Linked DNA regions of Homo sapiens: region 1 is linked to region 2. Evidence: chromatin loops called from intact Hi-C (ENCODE). Cell type or tissue: heart left ventricle. All regions are shown on one strand. Links, peaks and the distances in the headings refer to the core of each region. The heading gives the core; the rest is flanking DNA.

Region 1 (9,346 bases), core at 402-8,401, 310 kb after region 2:
ACACACAGAGAGAGAGAGAGAGAGAGAGAGAGAGTTCTTGTCTATTGAAAACTTAGCAGAAATTACCGTTGTAATTTACTATCTTTATCATCAGGTGCTCAAGAAGGAGACAATTTTTTAATATCTGGGAAAAATCAGTATAGGAAGTCCAAAGTCAGCAGAGTAGCTGAGTTAGTGTCAGATTAGTGGAGAAGATGCTAATAGATGATGGCACACCTCCATAAAAGGACTGTAAAGGTCGTGTTCTCTGAGAATTGAACAGTGCTGAACTGTGTGCCATCTTTTCTTATATTTAATTACATGACAAGTGTTTATTGAATGCCTTGTATGTGTAAGGCATGTCAGGGAACAAACCAGACAGCCTGAAGCTGATATTGTCTTAAGGTTCAAGTTTTTAGATATAGCAAATTCTTCACATGATACTTCTAGCTTAAAAGGAAATCACATTGATTTTCGTTTGTTCACCATGATCTGCCTATTTTAAAATGTTTACAGCTTATGCATCAAGATTTCTTAAAATCCAAAAATATAGGTTAAATATTGCTTATTCAAAACGCTTGGGACCAGAAGTACTTCAGAGTTCCAGTTTTTTTTTTTTTTTTTTTTTTTTTTTTTTAACTATTTGTATGATCCTTACCTTTTGGGCATCCCAAATCCAAAAAATTGAGATCTGAAATGCTCTAGTGAGCATTTCCCTTTAGCATTATGTTGGCACTCAGAAGGTTTCAGATTTTTTTGAGCATTTCAGATTTTTGGATTGGGGATACTGAACCTGTAATAAATATATTTTGCCTTGTAAGTTTGTAATATCAATCTGTCACCTCCTCCAGGAAGTCCTTCATGATTTCTTGAGCCATATTCAATTCTCTGTTTATTCTAATCTCTTATATCCCATATTGTTAGTTTCATACCTTACAACACTGATTATATTTAGTTTTATAATTTATTATAAACTGTATAATAAAAGTCATATTTTAAAAAATTTTCTTATTGTATTATATGTAAGTATTGTCTCTAGAAGACTAAGAAACTTGGGATCAAGAACAATGACAAGATTTAAACTGCAGCAGGTCTACCCACTTGCCTGGAGAATAGTTGTTATTATATCACAACTAACATGTATTGAACATTGCCTCCAAGGCTCAATTCTTAAGTGTATTCCGTAAGACTAACTCTTAATCCTTGTAACAATTTTGTGAGTTAAGTCTTATTTACCTTATAAGTAAATATTTACCATTAGGTGAGGAAACAGAGGCAGAGAAGGGTAAAGTAACAGCCCACGATGGTGAGGCTACAAAGTGGCAGAACTGGGATTCCAACGCCGGAGGACTAGCTTCAGTCTTCTTGCAGCACGCAGGGGCCTTGGTGATTCAGCCTCTGACAATCCAACCTTAGCTCTGGCCACTTCTCCTGTGTCCTGTGTCCTGTGTCCTGTGCTGCACCCTTACTGAAGCTCATCACTGCCAGAGCAGGGGCATTTTGTGAGTGCTTTCTGGGGCCAGGCACTGTGTTCACAGTTGACATTGAGTATCTCATTCTCTCAAGAACCCTCTGAGGCTGGTTTATTATTTTCCCCATTTTGTAAATGAGGAAACTAGGTCAGAGAGGTGAAATAACTTCTCAAAGGTCGTAGAATGAGGAATTCATAATACTAGAATTACACCCACATTGTTTTTCATTAAATGATGAGATAGGCAAAAATCTGAGACACAGAAAGGTTGAATTTTACCAATATTTGTTGGATAAAGGAATGATTATGTCCACATCTTAAATGCTGAGTTTTTAACAATTTTAAACAAATACAGATTTAAATAAAATGGAAACTTTTCACTTTCTTTATTCTAATTTCTAACATCAATGAAATGAGGCTATTTATATGTTCCTGCTTGTTGGTGTATTTGAATTAATTAGATATGTGCCTCCTTTAGGCTGCTAAATTTGACTATTCCAGAATACTTTAATCCATTGAATTCCAAACTCCTTGCCCCAGTTCCTACCTGAACCTCATCAAAACTTTTATTCCCTTCTCATAGTTTTATAGCTTACTTTATTTAAATTCTACACTGAAAAGGAAATGGGCTCTCTGAGCTTCCTCTTTTCTTGGGTGGCTCCCCCTTTATGTCACTCTTCACTGCCCACTTTGGCTGGACCTGCCCATCCAAATCCAATGGTAGAACCCAGCCTCTACCATCTGTCCACTGTGGGGCTCAAGCCCAGATAATTGGGTCCTTTTACCCAGCTTGATTGACAAATCACACATCCTCCGTAAGTCCCTAAGCTGCGTTGATGAAATTGAGTATGCTCGTTGGGCTCTCAGAGATGAAGGCAAAGGTAGAGTGGAAGGTGGGCAGAAAGAGAGCTGGGCTCGAAAGAGAAGGGTGGAGAGCAGGAAGATAAAGGAGGCATCCTTCACAAGAGAGGTGTGGTTATTGTCAATTAGGTGGTTGTTGGAGAGCACATTGATGTACACTGTTGCATTTTATTCTCACAGTTTACTGTGAAGAAGGCAAGTAGACAGAGTGGCATTGTACCTACTTTATCAAATGAGGAAACTGAGGCAGAAAGGTGATCGGAGTTATCTCAATTGCTACTGCAGTTATTTTTACAACTGGCCTGGAGTCTGTTCTGGACTTTCATACTAGTGCTCAGCCACACAGATTATAATGTTAGGAGAACTTGACTCATGGGGTAAAATCCATACTCCAGCAGCCCTGATGCCCTGAGTAAAACCAAGGATGTGTTCTTCCATTTAGCCAGATGACTCGACATGTATTCTGCTTGTGGGAGAGCTCAACTCTATGTGGTGCTGTTGGGTTATGCCCCCCGTGGCGGCCCAGGACTCTTCTCAGATGTAGTGCACCGCTTGTGTCAGGTAGCCGAGTGCAGTGCGTTAGTAACCAGCTTCTCCTTTAACTCTCAGATGGAATCCTCTACCCCAAAACCATCTCTTCTCATAAAAGACACTCACTGCCTCCTTCCAAACCTCCTTCCATCTCTCAAATTTCCTCTTTCAGTGAAAGCTTTAACTTACCTTGGAAACACAGGCATTGTGTTTCTGACCCCTTTCCCTCAGCTCTGACATCTTTCCAGACAATTACTGAAGCCTGGCAGTTACCATCTTTGATTCAGTTGGAGTCTCACATCTCAAATGGCTTATTTCCTTAATCTTCTAATTAGCCTCCTGCCTCCAGTCATCCCCAGACAGCGTCACCCTGCACTCCACTGACAGAATTACCTGACTACACATCTCTCTGACTGAAAATCTTGGCTGGCTCCTCACTGCCTCCAGCCCAATTTTCAAACTTCTTCATGTAGAATTCAGATTCTCCCACTATACTCCAATGCATCTTATTCTTCAGCCACACTGAGAAAGTCACTCTCTCAAACACACTGTGTTCTTACCTTCATACTTTCCCACCTCCTGTTACCGTATCATTTCTACACTTGTGAGAGAACTGGTTTTCCTAAGGTGTATCTTAGATGTTATCTATCTTCCACCTGTTCCCACACAGAGTGAAGGCTGCCTCTCCGTCCTCCTGTAGACCTTGTAATATTCTACCATTATGCACTTACATTTTTGTATATGATGTTGCTGTCCCCTGCATATGAGTTGCAAGCAACTAAGGCTTAGGCACATTTCCTTTGGTCATCATTTTATTCCCTAACACATACTAGATACAAGTAGAATACAAGCTTCTTGAAAGTAGCAGTCTTTGTGTCTGGCATGTCATAGGTGCCTATTAAATATTTGTTGAATGAGTGAGTAATCAATAAATGTTTGAATTAGCAAGGGTAGGAACGTATGGCTCAGATACTACCAGTGCAATACTCCTTTTGTTGACCGTGTGTTCATGCCGGCAGTGCATGGTTGTGGTCCTGTGTTTTGCAAAGTAAGGACAGGCTCATGATAACAACCTAGCTTTCCACACTACTCACAATGCATGTAACTGGCTTGATCTTGTTTTATATCAGGAGGCCAGTTCACTTTTTTATGTATTCAATTTCACTATGTGAATTGCTCCTGTGAAAAAAACTGCATTATTGTAATTCTTAATTATACTAATCACTCCCCTTCCATGGTTATTGAGAATTATAACTAAATCAAAGAGAGGATTGAATTTGGGGAAATCAAATGAATATGTACTTAACAAAAATCCCGTTAGCTATTTTTGTTTTTGGGCATATAGCAACACCTAGTGGCTTTATCGATTATTTCAGAGACTATTTCTAGAAACAGCTTCTTGGGTTTTTTTCTCCCTTATTAAATAACCACTACTTATTTAATATTTTTTCTTTCCTCTTAATTAACGAACAAATATCTTTGACTATTTTGTATTTAGAAAGTAAACTGGCTCTAGCATAGGAATAGATATTACAGAATTGATGTTTATCCATAAAAAGTGTGGCCCACCTAATAAAAATAAGTGAAGTACTTTAAATGCAGACATCACAATGATATGGCACAATATTTTAAACATTTCACAACATCTAGAACCTTCTGAATAATGACATTACTCAAATGGGAGCCTTTTGTGGGAAGTATTCTCTCCCTTTTATATAGATAGAATTTCTTATTTCTTTATCAAATTCATGTGTAGATCAGTGTATCCACAGATATATACATTTTATGGGTTGCCTTACTTATCAAGTACTCAATAATGAATTCTTCATATTTATATTTGCCATGTCATTGAACCATTTTTATATTTTGAGATTTTAGATCCCCAGAAGAAATATGTCTAACCTGTATCACACAGATTTCTGCCTTCTTAATAAATGATATATTTTACAATTTTTCTTACGTTGACAACTTAGAATTATAGTTGTAAATAATTATTGCATTGAGCTGATGCCTTCTTGAGAAATTTGGGGGCTGTTTTCCCTATTCAATTTGTTTTAGACAGACTCTAGTGCTTTATGAAACATTTGTATCTGTTCTTTACAGCTTTTCTGTCTTCTCCTTCTGTCTTATCCTGCTGCTGGCATTGTTTCTTTCCTTCCCAACCCTCCTTTTTCTTTTTTTTTTTTGTCGGCCCTCTTGGCCCCTTCTGATACGCTGCCTCTATTCTTTTGTGGACTAGAGGGTCAGCTAACCAAGTCAGCTAACTACATAGCTTAGTACTCTCCCAATTCTCCTGGCTCCTAATTTTGTGCTGTTTCCACTATACTATACTGAAGATGTATGCTAAATCCGTAATGCTTTAAAGTAAGAATAACTAGGTTTTAAGAGAGGACATGGTCCACTAGAGTAAAATCCACAGCATTAGTGATTCTATTACTGTTATTTTAGCCATTGGATAGCATTTGTTGTACTCCTGGCCAGGTCACTGAGATTCTTCCTATTCACATACATATGGAGAGAATTAAGTTAATAGATATTCATTGTGCCACCCCCTCTTTGTCAGGAGCATGATAAGCACAAACATGTGTAGACTTATTTGATTGCATGCTAAAATTGACAAACCATGTACAGGATTATAGATGCCTTCATAATTATGTGTTCATATAGGAAGTTTTATATAAGACCATCCATCCTAAAGATTTGCAAACAGTATTATTGAACTTTTAAACTTTCTGACTTGATGTGTTGTCGTGGCCAAATAATCTATAAATGACACTTAAAAGAAAGTTGAATTTTCTTCATGCTGTTAATGTGAACTCTAAGCCATAGGGTAATTTACCTCCTCATAAATGGTCACTATTTCTTGTGAATTGTGGGATCTGAAATAAGCATGTATGTCATATAGACTTTATGCAGTGGAGCAACTCTAAATAATAATACGTTTAATTCCAAATATATTTTATAGATTTCTGTCTTATGCACACCTGTTTTATTAAAGTTTTATGAAGACATTTTATAATTTTCAAAAAGTCCTAAGCTTGAATGTAAGTAAAATTTTGATTATTTACCAAATAATCTAGGAGCCAAAAATATATTTTTTGATAAAGCAGAGAAGTTGATTTTTTTAAAATACCTCTAAATTATAAAGATATATTTTGTTCTGGTATTCCTACCAATAAAGGAGTTCTCAATTTTTTGTGGCTACGAATTTCAGGATTTGTTGGCCTTTTTAATTCATTTTGTGTCTCCTTGGTGGGACATTTGGCACAGCATATCAAATAGTGACAATAAGAGAGTCAGGCTTTGCAGCCAAACCACAGGTGGCAAATTAATAAAAGCTTCTGCACCTTCACTAATGTGCTTATCTCTGGGAGAAGGTGACCATTACTCTTTAAAATCCAAAGGTGACAATTAAAATTTCAAATGTTTGCTCCTGCCCAGTGGCCTGTGACATTGTTAGAGAAACACGTCCTCAATGTCTTAAGAGGGTCAGTGAGAAACTGTTTTTAGGAGCATAATCTGGGTAACTAGTAGCTCTTTCCATAGGATTTATCCATCAAATATAATCACATGCAGCTATTAAAATTACACTAGAGAAGACTTAGTGATGCAGAAAAATTAATATTAAAGTTTTTTTAAAAAAGAACATTCTGTAACTGTGGTAGAATATTCTATTTTTGTTAAAAAATTACACAACTGGAAGAATATATAAGAGTATTAACAGTACTTATCTTTGGGAGGTAACATTGTAGGTGATTTTTCTTCTTTGTTTTAGTGGTTTTTTTTTTTTTTTTTTTTTTTTTCAGATTTTTAACAGTGAACTTGGATTATTTTGTAATCAGAAAACAAGTTATTAAAAAGTATTTGTAACTTTCATTTTTTTCTTTAAAGTGAAAGATTATTTTTCCCCCTAGACTCTCTAACTTCATTATTCAGGAAAAGTGGGAAGGAATCACACTGAATTGGGGTTAAGAGAACTGTTGTCAGCTTTCATTAGTTCACTCCACAAATACTTGTTGAGTATCTACATTGTGCCCAGGCAGTGTTGGGGATAATGCATTAAATAAAGTCTCTGGGAGAGGATGTACAATAAATAAATATTTACATCTTGTGGTGATCAGTGTTTAATAAAGATGGGATTTTTTAGCATTGGGAGAGGAAGTGTCAAAGTTTCTTCCTCTTTGAAAAGTGAGAGGTTTAGATCACAGGAATAATGAAATCCTTCCCTCTCTAACATTCTAAGCTTCCTATGACTTTTGAATAACAGTTGACTACCAAAGCAGTTGTCACAAAGCAAATGCAAAAGTGGGTCAATGTTAGCATTGAGATAAAAGAGGAAATGTATATCCTGAGAAAAATACTTGATTAAAAAGTGATGTTTCTGTAACTGTTGTTGATAATAAAGATCGCAAATGAAGATAGAGCATTAAATGTTTACCTAACACAGTAAATAGTACAAAAGAAAATATGATATCTTTCTTTGTTTCAGGTATCCTCTGGCACATGCAGGCCTGATGTTTCAGAATCTCCTGAATTACGTCAGAAGTCACCATTGTTTCAGTTTGCCGAGGTAATATATTACAATTGATACTTAACTAATGAGGAAATTGTAAAGTGGGCTTAAATTGGGGCTGATAACAGTAACTGAAAGCAATGAAGAACTCTACTCAGCTCAACCATAAGTGGGAAAATAGAATCAAATTTTGGAAAAGATATTTTGGGTCTCTAGAGTTCTTAATTAAGAAATAACTACATTTATGCGTTTATAGAAGCTTATCATTAAAGTCATACTAAATATTATTAACCTCATTACTAATTTTTACTCATGGATAGTAAGGTTAAGAATATATTGAATTACTATTAGAATTTAGTCATTTGTTGATGTGTTTATTTGATAAAACAGAAGACAAAATCAGCTCATGGTTATTGGCTATGCAGCTAATCTATGCATTTCTTTTTCTTTTCTTTTTTTAGTGCACTTTCATCTTAATTGAAACTTTAGCATGAGGTTGGCAGTTTTCAAAGTCTTCTTTTGTCAGACTTGTTCAGCTCAATAGGTCTCTTGACACTGGTTCAAAGAGATGGTGTATAAAAGCACATTGTCCTTGATATCAAGTCTAAAGTTTAAGACTGCTCAGAATATCTTAATTTACTCTGGAACTCAATATGAGCCCTCACTGATACATTTTTTTCTTAAACTTTAAGCCACCTGGTCTTTCCTTGATCATTTGAATTGTCTTTGACTACACATTCTTCACCACTGTCATCCTTCCTGGTGTTTGCCCAACTGTTTTACAGTTTTATACAGGGGGAACATTTTTTGTTTTTTATTTTTTTTTAAGAGAGAGTCTCAATCTGTCATCCAGGCTAGAGTGCAGCAGCATGATCATAGCTCATTGTAACCTGAAACTCCTGGGCTCAAGGGATCCGCTTGTCTCAGCCTCCTGATAGCTAGGACTGCAGGCACATGCCACCATGCCCAACTAATTTTTTTTTTTAAACAGGGTCTCACTATGTTGCCCAGGCTGTTCTTGAATTAGTGATCTCAGGCGATCGTCCCACCTCAGCCCGTCAGAGTACTGGATTACAGGGCATGAGCCACCATGCTCAGCCTGCACTCTTTTTTGTCAAAAGCAGTTATAAACATGTTAAATAAGATTGGTCCCAACTTTGAAAGCAGAACGGCTTAAGAGATGATCCTTGAACCTCTAAAGATCTAATGATACCTCTAAAATTTCACAGGAAATTTTGGATATGTTAGCATGTGTACATTTTTGTGGCTTCTAACAGCATATCTAAGATCCAGAGAGATCCCTGATCCTATTGCTTTTATATAAAAGGTCTCTATCTCCAGGAGCTCCTATTTATGTTATTAATTGAAATCTTTATCTTAATTTATAATAACATCCCCCTCCCCCTTTTTTTAGAACTTCTGAGATACTTTTCACAAAATTGGATGGATTGTAACACTGGTTCTATTTTGTTCACTGCTTGATTTAATTCTTAAAGGAATATATTGTATTTAGGTATAACCTACAATATTTGTGTATTTCCCCTTATATAAATTGTTTATTTTTTTCTAACTTTTATAGAGGGTTGGTAGGGATGAAAAGTGATGTCTGAAATAAGTTGTACTGAGTTTATAATTCCTAAGATTACAGGAAGATTTCTCTGGGTTCATTTTTGCATTCTGTCATACTTGCACATGGTGGTCACTTGAAATGATAAGATTCATGGTTTGACCAAGAAAAGTTCTAAAATTTTATCCTTGAATGTCTTCAGAACACTTGGTTAGATCTTACAATGGATAAAATGGTTTATTTCTACCTAGTTTGTTAAATTGGATTTGGTTGATATTTGTTCTTCTTACTGATATTTATTCTAAAAATCCTTATCAGATTAAAAAGCACAGTAGAATGAAATTTTCCTGATGGCTTCAGCAGTGAATACAATTAATTACTCAGTCAGTCTCTCTACTAATTTTTTTTTTTTAATTTTGAGACA
Region 2 (9,346 bases), core at 785-8,784:
ATCCACTGGTATGGAAAGTTGTTTCCTGTACTAGCAATGGAATAGCTAAAATAGAACACAAACAAACATGGCTTCCAATGATGATATCTGTTTGGAAAAATAATAACGTATCATGACGAATGTCCCTTTCCTTCCTCAGAATAAATATATTCCCCCAAATGTATTTCTTCACTTGGTAACATAAGTAAAAAAGCAAAACCAGCTAGGATGTGATCTGCGATAAACTAAGAGTGCACATGAACCACTAATTCCAATGTGTCAGTCAATCAGTCATCAAAAAACTGTAGTTGTACTGCCTGCCATGCACTTCAACCATCCTCAGGATACATACATAAATAATACGGTTCCTAATTAGGGAGGTTAGATTTGTGGGCAGCAGAAGACAAGTAACAACATAAGGTAGCATGTAGTCAAGTAGCAAGTGAGTGACCCAGATAACAACTGTTGTAGGACTAGAGCACTGGTTCTCAAAGCGTCTGTGGAGGTCCTCGAGACTCAGGGGTTCTGTGAGGCTAGAACTATTTTAAAGTACTAAGGTGATATTTGCCTTTTTCACTTTGCCAGTGTTTTCACTGATGCTGGGTGAAACTGTGGTGGTCTTGGCACAAAGCAAGGAAGTGGAATCAAATTGTAGCAAAAAAAAAAAAAAAGTCAGTTTCACTCAAGAATGTACTGGATAAAGCAGTAAAAAAAAAAGGTATTTGACTAAATTTATTAAATCCTGACCCTCTAGGGTATGTCTTTTTAATATTTTGTGGGACAAAATAGAAATGATACGTAAAGTGCTTCTATTACACACAGATGTACGAGGGCTGTCTAGGAGAAGCACTAGTGCAATTGAGTTTCAAGTTGAACTAGTCACTTTTTTTATAGAATAGCATTTTTATTTGAAAGAACAACTGACTGACAAGACAAATTGTGGTTATTCAGACTCGAATATTTGGCAGATTTTTTTTCTCAGAAATAAACAAAGTGAGCCTGTCACTTCTAGGAAAACAATTGACAAGATTTTTTTTAACCAATGATAAAATTATTTGAACTTACAAGTAAAAATTAAAATATTGGAAAATTCATATCCTAATATGTAAAATATTTCCTGATGAAATACAACTAATGAATATGATATTTTTGATATTGTACAATGAAATAGACATTTGGAAGAGCTGCATAATTCAGTGAAGGAATAATTTCCCAGTGACCATTACATGCTGTTACAAATCACTCACTGTATTATGATTTGCGTAAAACATCCAAGCAATAGACCAGTGGGTTTTAATGTAACAGAATATGAAAAGTTTATTGATATGCACTTAAATTCCCCATTGCAATTAACTTTTTTGAAATTATCATTTGAAGGATTTTGTAGTAGTATTAAAGACTATCCACAATTATCTGAAAACACTCCTTTCTTCAATGATGCTTCTCTTTGGGGACAGATTTTCTTATGTACTTAACCTACACAACATGTCACAGTAGATGAAAATGCAGAAGCTAATATGAGAATCCAGCTGCCAGATATTAAAGAGACTTCCAAAATATAAAATAACATTTTTCTCAAATTTTTGTTTGGGAAAACACTTATTATTTTATTAAAATGTGTTACTTACGTTAATACGTAATGGCCTTGTCATTATTATAAATTAAGTAACTCAAGTAACATATTTTAAACATTTCTCCAATTTTAATTTCTAATACAGTAGTATCAATAGATGCAATCCTCATAAACTTACATAAACAAAAGCTTTGTGGGGCTTTAAGACGAAAATATTTGAGAATCACTGGACTAGAGAAAGAGCAGCCATCAGGAGAAGTTAGAGAAACTGTTCTCTGGGACCTGCTATTTCATAATCTCCAAACACACCCTTCCTCCTCCAGCGCTTTATGACCCAGACTGAATGGTGTTGATTATTTAGAGTTGGCCAATTTACACTAGTGTTCTTCAGGTAACATTTATATTTGTGGAAATGCAATATAAAATCCTTAAATGCAGCACAACTCCTTCATAATCACAGACCTACTATTAAGTGGCAGAACTAATAACACATAGAATAAATATACGAGATTTTGCCAAGTATCAGTGGTTCTTTTCCATGTCCAAAGCCTCCCTTTTAACATTTATTATTATCATTTTCCAACCCTTCCATGGACCTAATATAATTAAAGATATTGTCTAGCAAACAAACTACATTTATTAACAGTAAATTTATTTTCCTACTTTGGATTGACTTTATGCAATGCCAGGCAAAGCAAAAACAATAGAATTTTCTGCAGTAATCACGCAATATCTGTTTAGATTTTTGAAAATTTAAACTAGGTTGTAGATTCCTCCCCACCCCATCATTACTTCCAAAAAGCACTTGGGATATAGAAACTCGAGGTTGAGATCCTCTGTGGCCTGTAGGTTTTGGTTTTGTTTGAATTTAGCTTTTGGTTTTTGGTCACTCAAATCATGACAGAAATAAGTTTTCCCATTTTTGCTCAGTGATCAGATATCTGAGAATCCAAGGTTTGAATCCCTTATACGGATACATGCAGTTTTAGGGTTTGCAGTGAGACAATGAAAAAGCCTGGGCTCTAAAATCAGAAAATGGCCTTCCAGTTAATAGCTGTGTAAATGTAGGCACGTCGATCAAGTTCACTGAACCTTAGTTTCCTTATATGTAAAATAGAGCTAATCATATCTACCTTGCTTAGCTGGTATGTGGCACAGGAAATGATAGACATTATTATTCAGCAAATAAACCAAGTTGTGCTATAAATCCATAGACTGCTTTCAATATTGAAATTATTTCATATTTTTGCCAATTTGTGGCAAAAAAATGTAAAAGACACTTTTGTGATTGGTCCTTGGTATAGTTTTGCTCCTTTAAACATGGACTAAAACTTGCCCATGCTCAGTGTGCAGGTCCTTCAACACATTTGAAGGTGAACAGTGCTGGTCCCTGACAAACTTAAAAATTGTTCAGGTTTATCTTTAGGCACAAAGAATAATCTGTGTTCTCAAATGCCATAGTGACCTCTGTCCCACGGTTCAACAGCTGTAGGGCTATCCATAGAAGCAGCTGGGCCTCTGGTTTCTCTTAGTATCATGAACCCAATATGGAAATCCTCCCCCTCAGATTTACTCACATTACTTCCCTGACCTTTCCTTCCTCTAATTCCTCCTCTCCCCTCTCAGATACAGATTTTATACTTTCCTACAAATGTTCTGACTTTAATTAGTATTCATCATTAATTTGAAGAGAGTCTATATTCTGACATCATGATATGAACTTTCCATGTTAATGAAATTTCTGACAATTTAGTGTGCTATTGAAATTCTTCCCTTCTCTAGTGGTTATGGTTGCATTTCTAAAATCTGTTATGATGTTGGAAGAATTACATTAAAAGTAGATATCATCAATGTTTTGTTCATTATTGTAATAAAATGAAAACATCTTAGTGTTGTGTTATAAATCCTATAATTAGTCTGTAATCCTTCCCTCCCTTCCAAAGGTATTTCAGGGATTAGAGTTTTTAATTGTGCGTGAGATTCATAAAGTAGGGGCACAGCCTTGTTACTACTATTACACATTTTTTTTCATTTGGATAATTTAGCCGTTATCACTTCAAAAATCTATTTAGAGATGACTATAATAGCTAGTCTCTACATTTTTACATTGGATTTTTCTTTCTTCCAAAAAAATTACTGCTCCACAAACCCCAAATATATTTTTAATTTAGGGAAAAAGTGCTTATATCTGAGAAAATGTGGATTTGGAGAATATATAGAACCTTTCCTCGGGAATTCCGAAAACTCAAGCGCTCTGGCTTACCAAGTGAAGTAGGTTTTCAGGAAATCCCAGCCCCTCAGGACTCTCGATCTGAACCAATCCCAGCTGCCATAGCTCCGCGCTCCCGGGATGGGGCTGTGTTGCCCACGCCTCGCGGCGCGGGCGGACACACACCCTGCTAGGACTAGCTCAGTCCTCCCAGTTTCCCTTCCGAGATGCCTCGGAATCTTTACCACGGTTATCAAACGATTCTGTGGATCAGTAGTTCCCAACTTCTAGGGACAGACGCCCTTTTAAAATTCAACGTAACAGACCACCACCCTCCAAACAGACTGTGATAGCCGTATTTTTAAATTCTCTACTGATTGAGAAAACTCAAAAACAATTAAAAACTCCAATAGAGCCTACAGTACTTTCAAATGACTGTATATTTTAATTATAGCATTTGCATACAACTGAGTTTATTTATCTATGCTGTACGCTAAGTTTAGGGGCAGGCTTGGTGCACAGATGGTTTCGCCCACCCTTTGCACAGGGCAAGCCCCCCCCAGGCGCCCAGGCTGGGAGGCCCAAGTCCCGGCAGCTGCTGCGGTGGACTTAGAGGCAGCAGCTCCTGCTTCTGCCCCAAACGTTCAGTGTAGTCGGATTCCCGGGGACAGCAGGGCAGTCTGCGCGCACATCCCCGGGGCATCGCAGGACACCTGCTGCCCCCTATCGGTGGTGAGAACAATAACCCGAACCCGGTTGGAATCAACTGGAAGAGGCCTTTTGAAAAAAAGAATATTCCAGGACTACGCAGTAGCCAGACGACTCTCTAAGAACATGGGTTTCCGCAGTCAGCTCCGACTGCCTCGTTTTAATGCAGTTTTTCGCCATTGTAGGAGAGCATGCTGGATCGAAGAGGACTCTGACACTGCTTCGGTGAAGGCGGGGAGTGGGGAAGGGGGGGTGTTGAAGGGGTTCAAGATACACCCAAGGGTCTATTTGTTTTCCACCTCCCTATTCAGCAACCCATCTGGTCCTTATGCAAAGCACTTGCCTTCTCCCGGGATGGGGACACACATCAGAGCACAGCGTGGTGTTTTCCCAAGCCCCCGAGGCACCTGTTCCCTCACATTACACCTTGAGGAGAGTCCAGTGACCTCTGCTGCAGAGGCGACAAAGGCTCCCTGGGAAGCCGGCCTCAGTGGTGTCCAGGAATGGCTTTCAAACAGCGTGTACTCCTGTGGTCCCTTTAATAAACATAGGACTATGCTTCAGAAAAGCAAAAATAAATGCCGAGAAGTAAAAGGAAGCTATCGGTTACCCCGTTACCTCTGAAGCCTGTATATGTGAAATTTTCTTCTGAGACCGAGCATTAAAATTTGCTTCCACTTGGACATAGCCAAGATTGCTAACAGGCTGGGAACGTGTGTGTGTGCGTGTGTGTGTGTGTGTGTGTGTTGCTACATACTCTGGGATTTCTAATTTTATTTTCATCACTTTCTCCCCGCTTATTACTACCCCCCCACCCCAATACACACACACTTGGCAGTATCCTAACTTCTTCACTCTTGTCCACATTTGTCTTGGCGCTCTGGGGAAGAAGGTAAGAATAGATAGACGAACGAAGGTGCGTGCAAGAAAGGAGGGAGGGGAGGAGGTACGGTCGGCTTGCACACCAGACTGTGCTTGTTTGAGCAGGAATAGTGGCGGGGTGTCTTCGAGAGGATAACGGAAATGCCCCACCACACGCCCACAGCGCAAGTGCCGGCGTCCCCAATCGGCCAGTGGCAGCAGCAGAACCGGGGTCCACTTGGCACCTCAGGGGCTCTCGCCCGTCCGCTCTGGGCGTCGGGCTGTCCAGTTTCCCTGGGAATCTGGGAGAGGAAGGAGGCTTAGCTAGCTCTGTTCTCCCTGCCAGTACGCTGTGGCGGCGGCCCCTGGCCAGGGCCCGGCCAACTCCCCGCTCTTGGGTGGCTGCAGGTGCCCAGTGGCCCATCCCCAGCGGGGGCGAAACGCCGAGCTGGCCGAACCTTCCACACGTCCAGCTCGGAGTGCGTCTCAGTCGCGCGGCAGAGGCCCCTGGGCCCGGGCGCTCTGGGTTCCCGCGGCCTGTGGGCGCGGTGCACAAGGGCGCGGGCGGGCGGCGGCAGCTCCCAGGCGGAAGGCGCGGCGGGGCCACGGTCACCGCCGCCGCCGCCGGGGCTCGGGCGGAAGCGCGGGCTCCGGGGGGAGGGGCTGCCGCGCCCCCGCAAGGCCCAGGGATCCCGGCCCCGAGCGGCTCCCATCCGAGCAGCAGCGGATCCCGGGCCGCCCTTACCCTCGCCGGGCAGGGATGAGCCCTGGTCAGGTTCAGCCGCAACCCCGCGCGCGGCGGGGCGAGGCCGAAGCCCACGCAGGTCCGCCCGGTGTGCGTCTTTCACTCGCACACACTGAGCCCCTTGCCAGGCGCGCAGGCCCGGGCTACGAGGCCGGCTGCTCCGCCGTCTGCCACCTCCAGGACCCAGAGCCGCCAGCCCTGGGCTCCCGGCAAGCTGTGACTTCCCGGATGGGGCCATGCTTTTCTTCCAGGACAATCGGGGCTCCTCCCCTCCCGGCGATCTTTCTAGGAGGCCACCTCCAGAGATTGCGAGGCGATTTCCTCCCTGCCGGTACCAAACTGTAACTCCTCTCGCTACAGACGCGGAGAACCAAACGCTGACTATTTGGCGAGGGACCACCACCACCCAGAAAAACACACGGTTCAGTGTGCGTTGATTGTTTGCATCAGCGAGTTCATGGCGAATAGAAGTTCTCTATTTTTGATAGCCCTGATTTTCAAGCGTTTTAAAAGTTACGTTCTGTTTTCTGCTTGGTCAACAACACGGAAAATGGAATATTGCTTTTTTTGTGATTCAAAATCAATTGTAGTTACAATGACTTTGAGAATTTCACGGCATCTTGTGAGATAAAATGGAGATGCGCACCTAGGTGAGAGTCACTGGAGTGGATTACGCAGTGGCCGGCTGGATCCGGCTAACAGTCTCTGAGGCTCATTCCTTTTCGTAATCAGCTCGCCCACTCTAGTAGGACTTTCATCTTTAAATTATTTTTTAATTATCATGAGGCTCTCAGTCTAAGATAGCAAAGATTGAGCGCCACATTTAAGCAGTTCTCTCAAACTAGCTTTACCTTTTTAGGGAAGTAATTCCTGGGCTAATCATTTCAGATCTGAGAACAAAAGAAGTTGCTAAAAAAAAAAAAACAACTTTTATTTACGCAGCAGATACTTATGGATCGTCTACCTTGCACCAAACGCGCGCGCGCACACACACACACACACACACAGTGAATACTGTGGGCTATACAAATAATATATAACATCTGTTGAATGATTAATATGTGACAGGCAATATACTTGCTACTTAAAAAGGATTCTATCATTTTACCCTCCCGGGGACATATGAAGTAGAGATATTATCATCCCTGCTTTACCTATGAGAAATATACGAGTCATGAAGTAACTTACTCTAGGTCACCCAGTTAATAAGTGGCAGGACAGGACATTACACTTTACGCCCAGTCTGATACAGAGACCTCAGCCCAACCTCTACAATGTGTCCTTCAGTCAGATCTGGGAATCTGTATATTTTGGAACCACCTTAGGTGAATGTGATAGAATTAGAACTTGAGAAGCCTTGATGTAATCAAACTTCCTCATTTTCCTGATCAGAAAACAAACTCAAAGAAGCAATTTTTCTGGAAACACACAATTGCAGAAAGAGATTCAGAGAGGCTGTTCCTGGTTTCTTGGCTAAGGTCCTTTCTACTATCCAGACTACATTGGCTCAGTCCAGGAGGAGTCAAAGAAGGTAAATAATTCAACAGTTACAAAAAGTGTACAGTCAAATCTTGATTATCCTTAGTTTCCCCTTCAAATTGCTTGCCTTCTGGATTTTTGACTGTTAATCTAGTTTCTCTCCCAGAGGGAGAGAGAAACCGTGTGAAACTCGATTATTTCATTTCTGCTCATGTTACCTGGTAAGAACGCTAATATTATAAAGGAAAATGGGGGCCAGGCATGGTGGCTCATGCTTGTAATCCCAGCACTTTGGGAGGCCAAGGCAGGAGGATAGTAGAAGTTCAAGACCAGCCTGAGCAACACAGACAATCCATCACTCCCCCCCCCGCAACCCCCAGCCCCACCCCCACCCTATCTCTGCAAAAAGAAAAAAAAATGGGCATGGTGGTGCATCCTGTAGTCCTAGCTACTCAGGAGGCTGAGGTGGGAGGATCATTTGAACCCATAAATTCATGGCTGCAGTGAGCCATGGTCATGCCACTGCACTCCGGCCTAGGTGTGGTGGTGTGCACCTGTAGTGCAGCTATTCAGGAGGCTGAGATGGGAGTGTTGCTTGAGCCCAGGAGGTCAAGGCTGCAGTGAGCCATAGTGCACCACTGTGTACCAGCCTGGGCAACAGAGAGACCCTCTCTCAAAAGAAAGAAAGAAAGAGAGAACCATGCAGACTACTGCCTTTTCTCAACAACTCTGAGCAAATTATTTCCTTTACCTAAAATCATTTGCTGATCTCCCATCCATTCTACAGGATAAAATTAAAATTAGACTTATGAAGAAGGCAGATAAAATATTACATGATATTACTACTTTTCATCACCCACAATTCTGCCTCTCATCAAACTTTAAGCAATACTAAACACGCTGTAGTCCTCTGCACATATAGTGCTGTCCCCTGCTTTGTGTTCTTGCATTATTCCCATCCTCTGCCTGGCCTTCCTTCCACACCTGTCTCTTGGAAAATGCCATTCATTTCCCAAAACTCTGCTCAGACAGCACCACACATGTGAATTTTCCTGACCCTCTGCTACCTCCCACAGAGCAATAACCTCGTGCTTGTGCAGCAGACCTCTTCTGTTCCTTACATAGTCTCTTTTATGGCTCTTAATCTGTATAATGAGTTGTTTCCATATCCTTAATCTGTATAAGGAGTTTTTCCATATCCTTCTCTTCTCACTAGAGCTCCTGAGGAATCTGTCTATGTAAACTTTGTTTAGTGTATCTGAAAACTTAGGAAAGAGGCTAAACTTACTTTAAATAGAATGTTACATTTTCAAATAATACCTTCAGTATGTTTAAAGCAATATGTCCATTTGTCATATACTACGGAATGTCAAAAAAATCTGAAAACAGAGGAAAACATAGTGTATTTATTATACTTTTTCACATTACCCCATTACTTTAAATTTAGAGGTATTTAAACTTCTGGAAACTTTTCTGGAGAATGAGGAAAAACATACTAAGCAGATTTGAAAATGTAACTAAAATAATGTTTAAATATAAGTACACACTGTTTCCTGACTTTCAGACACCTTGTAATCCGGGGACCTAACACTATGTCCCAGTTCCCAACACATAGAATCTGTTGAATTGTTCTAAACTGAACTGAGCAAATAGTTTAAATATCCATGGATCCAGGACCTTCCAGTTCTAGCTTATCACAGTTCAACCTTCTGTCTCTCCTTTTGGTGAGCTCGTATCAGCTTTAGTCACTTTGTCAATCAACCCCTGTATTTGCTCTTTCCATTTGTATTAA

The links. A loop is a pair of places that touch in the nucleus more often than their neighbours do. Peaks named below come from ENCODE experiments on the same cell type or tissue, not always from the same donor. Only the 100,000 strongest peaks of a DNase experiment are listed, where the experiment ranks them.
Region 1: it touches region 2 in a loop (3-fold over the local background); 6 of 110 quality-filtered maps call a loop at or near these places.

Annotation. Positions count from the first base shown.
Region 1 is chr3:107,737,299-107,746,644 of GRCh38, forward strand. BBX (BBX high mobility group box domain containing) reads left to right here. Exons shown (of 18, transcript NM_001142568.3): 8 at 7,332-7,412. Among named protein-coding and RNA genes, the nearest start is that of LINC00635, 140 kb to the right of the region's middle. In heart left ventricle, for the core only: a CTCF peak has its summit at 4,186 (motif pointing left); no DNase peak of the experiment used is centred there.
Region 2 is chr3:107,425,598-107,434,943 of GRCh38, forward strand. It overlaps LINC01990 (long intergenic non-protein coding RNA 1990), which reads left to right and starts at 5,333. Exons shown (of 3, transcript NR_110039.1): 1 at 5,333-5,361. RefSeq lists a silencer at 5,879-6,128 and an enhancer at 6,339-6,528. In heart left ventricle, for the core only: a CTCF peak has its summit at 4,499 (motif pointing left); DNase peaks (open chromatin) are centred at 3,914, 4,434, 5,724 and 6,194; H3K4me3 peaks cover 3,609 bases; H3K27ac peaks cover 3,479 bases.